Regions from separate parts of the Mus musculus genome. Here region 1 is linked to region 2. A link is a loop called in an ENCODE intact Hi-C map of the cell type or tissue named here. Cell type or tissue: left cerebral cortex. All regions are shown on one strand. Links, peaks and the distances in the headings refer to the core of each region. The heading gives the core; the rest is flanking DNA. Region 1 overlaps Gm29915 (a long non-coding RNA gene). Region 2 holds the start of Gm16271 (predicted gene 16271).

What was found. Peaks named below come from ENCODE experiments on the same cell type or tissue, not always from the same donor. Only the 100,000 strongest peaks of a DNase experiment are listed, where the experiment ranks them.
Region 1: a loop joins it to region 2, with 4 times the contacts of the local background. A loop is called at or near these places in 4 of 42 quality-filtered maps.

The regions. Positions count from the first base shown.
Region 1 is chr10:87,502,397-87,506,788 of GRCm38, forward strand. It overlaps Gm29915 (a long non-coding RNA gene), which reads right to left. Exons shown (of 3, transcript XR_871928.2): 2 at 1,734-1,871; 3 at 432-862. Among named protein-coding and RNA genes, the nearest start is that of Gm29915, 3.4 kb to the right of the region's middle. In left cerebral cortex, for the core only: CTCF peaks have their summits at 115 and 1,831 (motif pointing left); DNase peaks (open chromatin) are centred at 136, 570 and 1,801.
Region 2 is chr10:86,970,363-86,974,754 of GRCm38, forward strand. Stab2 (stabilin 2) reads right to left here. Exons shown (of 69, transcript NM_138673.3): 6 at 2,475-2,570. It overlaps Gm16271 (predicted gene 16271), which reads left to right and starts at 1,779. Exons shown (of 5, transcript NR_165263.1): 1 at 1,779-1,937. In left cerebral cortex, for the core only: a CTCF peak has its summit at 1,760 (motif pointing right); DNase peaks (open chromatin) are centred at 1,781, 2,329, 2,537, 2,855 and 1 more place; H3K4me3 peaks cover 194 bases; H3K27ac peaks cover 189 bases.

The DNA.
Region 1 (4,392 bases), core at 86-4,085, 530 kb after region 2:
AAGGTGGGACAGTTAACCTAAGTGTCTGAGGTCAGTCGTGTGTCCCCATTGTGTGGCCACGCGTCCTATGTCCATCAGCACTTCCCCAAAGTCCAGACTCAGACTGACTCCTTGTGGTGCAGCCTGGGAGTTCCTTAGCTTATCAGTTAGTGGGCTCTCCACTCTCTCCACTTCAGGCAAACCTGAATGCTGCTCCTGAGGGCCAAATGGAAAGTTTACTGGTAAGTAATAGGTTTCAGAGGAGGCACAAGCAGGCCAGTTACATCAATCTTGCCTGCCTGGTTCTTCTGGGCCGCTCTTCCATAGGCCCATTTGTAGCACAAGCAAGAGACAGAAGCCAGTCAATTTTCAGTGTGTGTGTGTGTGTACTTGCTCGCTCGCTCGCTCATGCATGGATTCAAGGGTAAGTTTTTAATTTTATTTTTTGTTTTTCATTTATTCACTTTACATTCTGCACACTGCTCCTCTCTCAGTCACCCTTCCCATCCCCTCTCTCCTTCTCCTCTGGGTGGGTGGATCCCCTTTGGGTTTCCCCACACCCTGATATATTAAGTCTCTGCAGATTTCCACGCATCCTCTCCCACTGAGGCCAAACAAGACAGCCCAGCTAGAAGAACACATCCCACGGACAGGCAACAGCTTTGGAGGAGCCCTTGCTCCAGTTGTTTGGGACCCACACAAAGATCAAGCTGTATGTCTGCTACATACGTTCATGGAAGCCTAGGTCCAGCCTGTGTATGGTCTTTGGTTGGTGGTTCAGTTTCTAAGAGCCCCAAGGGCCCAGGTTAGTTGACTCTGTTGGTCTTCCTGTGGAGTTTCTATCCCTTTGGGACCTCCTTCACGCCCGTCCCTGCAATCCTTCCTAGGGGGTAATTTTAACATGGATATTTCATGTTCATGAAACCTCAAACAGCAACAAAGACAAGATTTAAGGGCTTACTCTTTATAAAATCCCGACACTGCCAAGCACACAGAACCCACAAGAGATGTGTGATAAATATAACACTCACACTGACACATGCAGCAAGATGCACACTTCAGTCCTGTCAAGTGTGAGAAAATCCTATTTAATCGGAAAGTCGATTTAAGCTGCTATAATCATTGCTCTAACAGAACTGTGGCAAGTTTGAAAGGAGGACAGCAGGTCACAGTCGCTGCTTCCCGTGAAGCTGTAGTTGGAATAGTCATCGTAGAAGGGAAGAAAGTCTGTTAAGACGCAGCAGGGCAACAAAGGGCAGCGGCCCTGTTCCTCCATCTTCCTTTTATCTCTAGACTCCACCCCCAACATACCCGAATACCACCCCCCCCACACACACACATGTAAATTTCAGGTAAAATCAATGAGTTACAATTGCATGCATTCTCAAATTACCTAGAGTCTCTCTCTTAAGCAGATGTTCTGACAGTGTAGAAAATACAAACTGGACCACACAACCCTCTAGTGACAGTCATGTTCCCCTTTGAACTCATACATATATTAATTTTTTTTTGCTAGTCTTTTTTCTAAAATAACCTCCAGGGGCAAATGACATCACCCTCCTCCGCCTTCATTGTGTGGGCAATGAAGGTGGTGCTCAAATTATGGGTCCTGCTAGTCAGAAGGTATTCTGGAGTCAAATGGTTAGTGCTAGGGACCAGGGTAAATGCCAGGTCTTTGGTGCATCGTGACTAGCGTGCAATGGAATGAAACACCATTGCTCACCACAGCTTTGCTAGAGAAACAGGATACTCACATGTAACTAGACTGGTTTCTCATCCCGAATTCGAGGACCTGGTAATTAATTGACGTGTCTTCCTTTGCGCGACGTGTGGGTCGCCTGCCACCTGCTGGTCATTTGTTAAAATGAAGCAGGAACCGTGGAAGGGAAAATCTGTAATGAAAAAATGTAATTCCACATCACTCAGTTCAATTAATTAATTCTTCTTTGTGCAATGCAGTTTAACCATAGAGCACCATGAGGTATGGGTCCCATCCATTAGGATGGCCACATTACTATATCTAAGATTCTCTCTCTCTTTCTCTCTCTCTCTCTCTCTCTCTCTCTCTCTCTCTCTCTCTCCCCCTCTCTCTCGTATGTGTGTACACATGTGCATATGTGTGTATATGTGCCTGGAAGCCAGAGGACACCTTCTTCATCAGTCAGGCTCCCCCTTAATTTTTGACGCAGTATCTCTCACTGAGTCATTAGCTCATCCATTTGGTGAGACCTTCTGGCCATTGAGCTCCAAGAATCTTTCTCTTCCCTTTCTCCCTACCACTACTGTGACTGGTTTTTATTTTATTTTACTTTTGCTGTTCTGAACTTGGCTCCACATCTTTGAGCTGCAAGAGCTTTATAGACTGAGTGAGCCATCTCTCTGAACACGTGAGGTGTGCTTAGCAGTCGGACTTGGAAGCTTCATCTCATGCCTACCCAAATATGACTAGACACATTTTCTATGTGTTCTCACAACAAGCCACATTTCCTAAGCCAAGGATGGGAACTGCCTCACTTGAAGCACGCCAAGTGGGAGGGCAGTGACAATCAGTGAAGGCCGAATCTTTCCTAATAAGAGATTTGTATTTGTCCTGCAAGGTCAGGTACCCTGGTGGTTTGAGGGCAGGGGAAATGGGTACGGTATTTTGGAGATGGATTTTCCTAATGGCCCTAGTAATTGGTCAGAAACCTGAATCAGAGGGAAAGAGGCCAACAGACAGCTTGCTCCATGTTAGGGATATCTCGTTCTTGCCTTCACTTGCACTCCACTGAGTCGTCCAGTGGAGGCTACTTCTTGGCCTGGCTATGACATCATCCTCAGGCTCCTCTCTATCCACATCCCTACTCGATCTCTTTCCAGCATCCACTACTTTCTTCCCATTAGGTTCCTTTGCAACTCAGTTCAGAGAAGCTTAATCAAGATTACCCTGTAGATTTATAACCGCCAACCTTTCCTGGAGTCATCTCTAGAGAAACCACGTCCACACTCTTCAGTACCTCATCCTCCATTATGGGCATTTCTCTTTCTCTCTCCATTTTATTATGTTTTATTTTTACTATATTTTATTTGCATCATTTAAAACAAATTTTATATTTAAATATATTTTGATCACACTTGTCCCCTCCCCCAAGTCCCAGATCCTCGCCTTCCACCTCTACCCACTCGACTTTACATTCTGTCTCAAAAGCCCAATACAATAATAGAATCTCCGCCCAAACCAAGAAAAAATATCCCCCAAACGTTCCACTAAACTATAACCAAATAAAACACACAGAGAAGAAGCCTGTGGAGCACCTTCTACGCTGGGCAACTCTGCCTGAGCATGAGTCCTGTCGTGAAGTAGTTGATGTACCTAGTGTCACCATATATGGATTTTTCTGTCTCCTAGCCAGTATAAGTGACAGTTCAATTGTTAACGTTTACTCCAGTGGCAAGGGCATTCATTCATTCATGTTTTTAAAAATATGACAAAATAAAACATAGTAAGATTAAAGACAAAAACCTATCAATTTAGAGTTGGACAGACAAACCAACAGAAGGAAAGAGCCCCAAAAGAATGAAAATCAGGAATCCAGTGGCTTACTCACTCAGGAATCCCATAAGAACACCAAACGGGAAGCTGTAATATGAACACAGACTGTTCACACTATGAACTGAGGCAGACCTGTTCAGACCCTGTGCATACTGCTTTACTCTCTGTGAGTGCATAAGAGCTTTGCCCATGGAGATTTAGAGCAGAGGTTCTTAATTGGGGAGTTGTAAGTCCTTTGAGAATCGAATGACCTTTGTGCATGTCAGATGTTTTCACTGCAATTCATAACTGCAGCGCTGTACTGTAGTAAAACTACAGTTATGAAGTAGCAATAATAAATACTCTTGTGATTGGCGGTCACCACAATATGAGGAACTGTATTAAATCATCGTAGCATTATGAAGATCTTGATTTGGAGGGGCTTGTTTTCATGATGTCCTTTTCCCCTCTGGCTCTTACACTGTTTCTGCCTTCTCTTCATGGTTCTCTGAGGTCTGAGTGGAGAGATTTTTAAACAATTTGTAAACAACAAAAACTTATTTGACTCAAGGCCTATTCCACGAGTTATAAACCACATCCCCAACATTGCTTGGGTGACCAAGAATCTAAAACTAGATAGCCCTGGGAGCTTAGGGGAAAGCCAAATACTACTGTTTTGTTTTTGGTCTGTTGGTTCCAAGAAAACTGTAGTGATAAAATGACTCCTAATGATATTTTACTATTCTCATAAATCAGTGCCTTGTTCAGCCATTGTCAAAGAAACTCCCTCCTACAGTAGACAGGAACAGATATAGAGACCCACAGCCAGACATTAGCAAAGAGTGAGAGACCTTGGAACACACAGTCCTAAATAGGATGTTTCCATCAAATCTATCTCTTGA
Region 2 (4,392 bases), core at 68-4,067:
CTTCTTCTTCTTCTTCTTCTTCTTCTTCTTCTTCTTCTTCCTCTTCTTCTTCCTCTCCTTCTTCCTCTCCTTCTTCCTCTCCTTCTTCCTCTCCTTCTTCCTCTCCTTCTCCTTCTCCTTCTCCTTCTCCTTCTCCTTCTCCTCCTCCTCCTCCTCCTCCTCCTCCTCCTCCTCCTCCTCCTCCTCTTCCTCCTCCTCCTCCTCCTCCTTCTTCTTCTTTTTTTTTTTTTTTTTGAGACAGAGTTTCTCTGTGTAGCCCTGGCTGTCCTGGAACTCACTTTGTAGACCAGGCTGGCCTCGAACTCAGAAATCCGTCTGCCTCTGCCTCCCGAGTACTGGTATTAAAGGCGTACACCACCACGTCCGGCTAGTGCTTCTACGTGCACAAGCCACACTGGGTTCTGGGTATTCAAACTCAGGTCCCCGTGCTGACACAGCAAGTACTCTGAGATGCTGAGTCCTCTCCCCAGTCCTGGAACTTACTTTTAACCACAACAGCCACTAAAGGGCAGCTAAGCAAAGATAGTGTCACGGAAAAAAAATGTAGCATGATCTCATACGAAATTATGAACTGACCCAGGCTAGTAGGTCTTATGGCATTGGACAGGTGTATCTTTCCAGTCTCCATGTTTCTCCCAGCAACTTAAATAATCCAAACATAGCTCATGGCTTTGATGTAGTATCCTGCTTTATGGCTAGAGAACCATAATGTCAAACCATTGGGGTTTATGTTTATTTCATATAGAAGTTGGCATTAACTAGTTTAGGATCTACCAAAATTTATCCAATCTCAACATTCAGGTTATTTCCACCTTGTTTTCTCTTACAAATGCTATGCCATGGATTTATTGGTCTATAAATTCTTATCTAACCCTTCTCAGCCCTCCCCCTTTTCAGGGTAAATTACAGCATCACCCTGTAAGTCTGTGTTACAGTTGGTAGGTTCCTCCGCCTTAGCTGGTAGGAACCCACACCTTTACTGTCATAATCCATTTGCAAATGGAGGAATAGAATGGGCAAAAAATCATACCAAACAAAAGCACCCTCCATCTGATTTCCGCCTGGCTGTGTGTGTGTTATCGCAGTTACTTGTGGGTTCTTGCCCTGTGCTTATTGCTGCTTTTCACGTCTGATTCTGATTATTTGCTCTTAGGTCTATTTTTAAAAAATACTCCTGACATTAAAAAAGTATACCTGCCATGAGAATTGCATTTTTTTTGTCCCAGTCTTTATCTTATGGCTTGACAAAAATTATGCTTCACTTGGAAGCAAATTTGACATTCCTTCCATGGGAAGCTCTCTGGACTGGATCCCTGTCTTACTGAGAAGGTTTGCTCACAGGTCTCCTGGGTGGTAATGGGTGGTGTCAGGTGGACAGAGACTAGCTGAGGTCACAGAGAGGACAGCACCCCACCTGGGGTTAGTGTGAACTTTTTTCACAGGTTTGCAGGGCTGTGTTGAAAAGACAGAGGCTGACTGGTATATGTACTGGCCATATCCACAGTACATACACACCTTGGGCTTCCAATACAACGAGTCTGTCCTGCGTGGAATCCAAACTGTTCTATATTTTTTTATTCCATCGGAGACTATAATCCAGAGGGTCTGTTGAGTGACCATTTTGATTATTTTAAAAATCATCTCAGCTTCTAATTCACTCTGTGGAAACTGCTTTGCCATTGGCTGAGCTAGGACTGGGAGAGGCCTTTAACAGGGAGGTCAAAAGGGAATTTCTCTTTTCTAGACAGAATTAAGGTTTGCCAGTAGAGGGCGCTGGCAGTACAGCGTAGCAGGCAGGAGCGACTGGGCTGCAGGGTAGAGCGCTCAGTGGGGTGCCTCTTTTGTTTTGTTTTGTTTTTGCTGTTGCAGCTGTCCACAGGGCTCAGTGGGATTTCTGCCGGGCTGTGCACCCGGAGTGCACCGGTCTCATCTTTAAGGTCAGCCCCCCTGATTTCACTCACCCCTGCTCTTCATCTTCTAACCAGACCTAGTGTCATAGACTGTAAATAACTTCCCATGGATCCCAATGCTTTGGCCCCCATTTCTATTTGTCATTTCTGTGCCCTTGGGTAAGTAAGTCACCTGGCTTTGGAAACTCTGTTTCTGCCGTCGTCTGCGTTTGTTAATGAGTTTTTATAACTGAGGCGATACTTTGTCTTCTTTATGGACTGTCTACTGCCATGGCCCCTGTTGTCCTCCCAGCCTGAATACTTCGTTCAGTACCCCGCCCTTCATGCTGCCTTCGGCTCAGCCTTCCCTACAGCACGGCTCTTGCCAATCATCCACCCACTGCCTCCCCCCTCCCCCTTGCTCTTCTCTTTACCTCTTCTTACAATGTTTGCCTAGTTTTCGGCTCCCTCTTACGAAACATTTGACAGTCCATCAGCTCCAGTGGAGCCCCAGTAACAAACAGAAAAGAAAAAACACATCCCAGCATCTCTTTGGTCTGGTGTAGTGGGTGAAGAAACACTTACGCTTGTCACACCTGGGCCCCCTGTACGCAGACAAGCACTCACAAGTTCCGTCACCACTGATCCCGCTGTTGCACACACCATGGACACAACTGCACACTGTGGGCAGAAAATGAGGGTCTGTCATCATCTGATAGGGGTTCTCCTAAAGATCCTGGAAGGGTAACAGTCTCAGACAGCCCTTCTGTCTGTCTGTCGGTCTGTCTGTCTGTCTGTCTGTCTGTCTGTCTGTCTGTCTCTCCATGAGGTAGAGGAAACTCCCAGAGAACCTAGCTTAAATCCTGGCTATGTTTTTTTCTTTTATCCTAGTTGGGATTTTCAGAGTGTAAGGCAGACAATGGTTCCAAGGCTAACTGAGCATTAAGTAAGGATGTGGCTCTAAAGCTTGCTTGGCATCATCATGGACACTGGGCTTCTCTTTTCTACTGAGCTGTTTGCTACCCCGTTTGACTTGGTGTCTTTGTATGAAGAAGAGAGCTTCCCATGAGGCTGTCCTTGTGGGTGGCTGATATCTCTGTAAGCAGATCTTGCATGTTGAAGGCAGTGCAGGGAGTAGAAATGTAACAACACAGCAGGGCTCAGAAAGACTATGCCCTGGTTTCTGCTAAAAATAGATGGCTTCTCAGCCCAGTGATAGGTCAGGGTTGGCAAATGAAGGGCCTTTCACATAAATGGTCAAAGCTTCTGCATCCAGCTGCTGGCTCATCTGTTACACGGTTCACTAACAAGCTAGCCAGCAGCATACTGAAGCCAAGACTCCCGCAAAGCACAGAGTATGAGGTTTCTGTTGCCGCTGTAACAAACGGTCCTGAAGAGGAGCCAGACACAGTCCAAATGTATTTGACGGTTCTGGGGGACAAAATGTCCCATTAGATTAAAATCAAAGTCGCAGTAAGGCTGTTCTACAAGAATCGCGTGTTTCTAGATTCATGACCCTTTTCTCCACTTTCATGTGAAGTGCCAACTTCCTCTCATGCTGCTGTCTCTATGGTTACCTCCTCCACCCATGCTGGACCCACCTGGGCAATCAGAGCAATCTCCGTCCTGGACATCCTATTTGTTGCCTCACTGTCCCTATTCCTGTTCAGGTCCTTTCCAGTCTTCCTCTAGAAGCCACTGTTGCTGAAGCATTCTAGTGCACTGTCTCCAGCTGGTTGCCAGCCCATCCACTCTTGTATTTTTGCACATTTGTTTTCTATGTGTATAAGATGACTCCTGTTTGTTCCCATTCATCTTTGTAATGTAGCCAGCAAACTCAGAATACTGTAGTAGTCAAGTTTCCAACCTCAAAGAGCTCATGGAAGGAAATAGCTAATCACAGCACAGTGTGATAAATGTTACCACCCTATGCATCAATGGGAGCAGGCCAGGAAGAGGTGGGGTGGGCACAGGCTTCATGAAGACCACTGCAGGGGGAAGGAACACGTTCATCCTGAACTCAGCCCTCATCCCTCACACATGTATCCTGTGTGTCCAACACTCATGCACCCTGTGAGTCCAGCACCCACGAACACAGTGTGTCCTGCACTCGTGCACAGTGTGTCCTCATGCACCCTGTGTCTTCATGCACACAGTGTGTCCTCATGCACACAGTGTGTCCTCATGCACAGTGTATCCTCATGCACCCTGTGTGTCCAGCGCCCATGCACCCTGTGCGTTGGCTTCTCTACATCCCTTTGGTGTGGCATGTGAGGTCCCCCTCATCCTTCAAGGACATTTCACTTCTATGGTGCCATCCCAGGAGTCCCAAAGCAGACTCTCTGCTCCTCTGGGCTCCAGCAGGGATGGAAAAATTCTAAAAGGAGTAAAAGTTCTTGACTCTGAACTTTCAGCTTTCAGAACGAGTTGCCCAGTTTGAGCTGCCTTGTTACATTGGCCCCCAAAAGCTAATACGCGCATTTATCTTGATTGAGCTATTTCT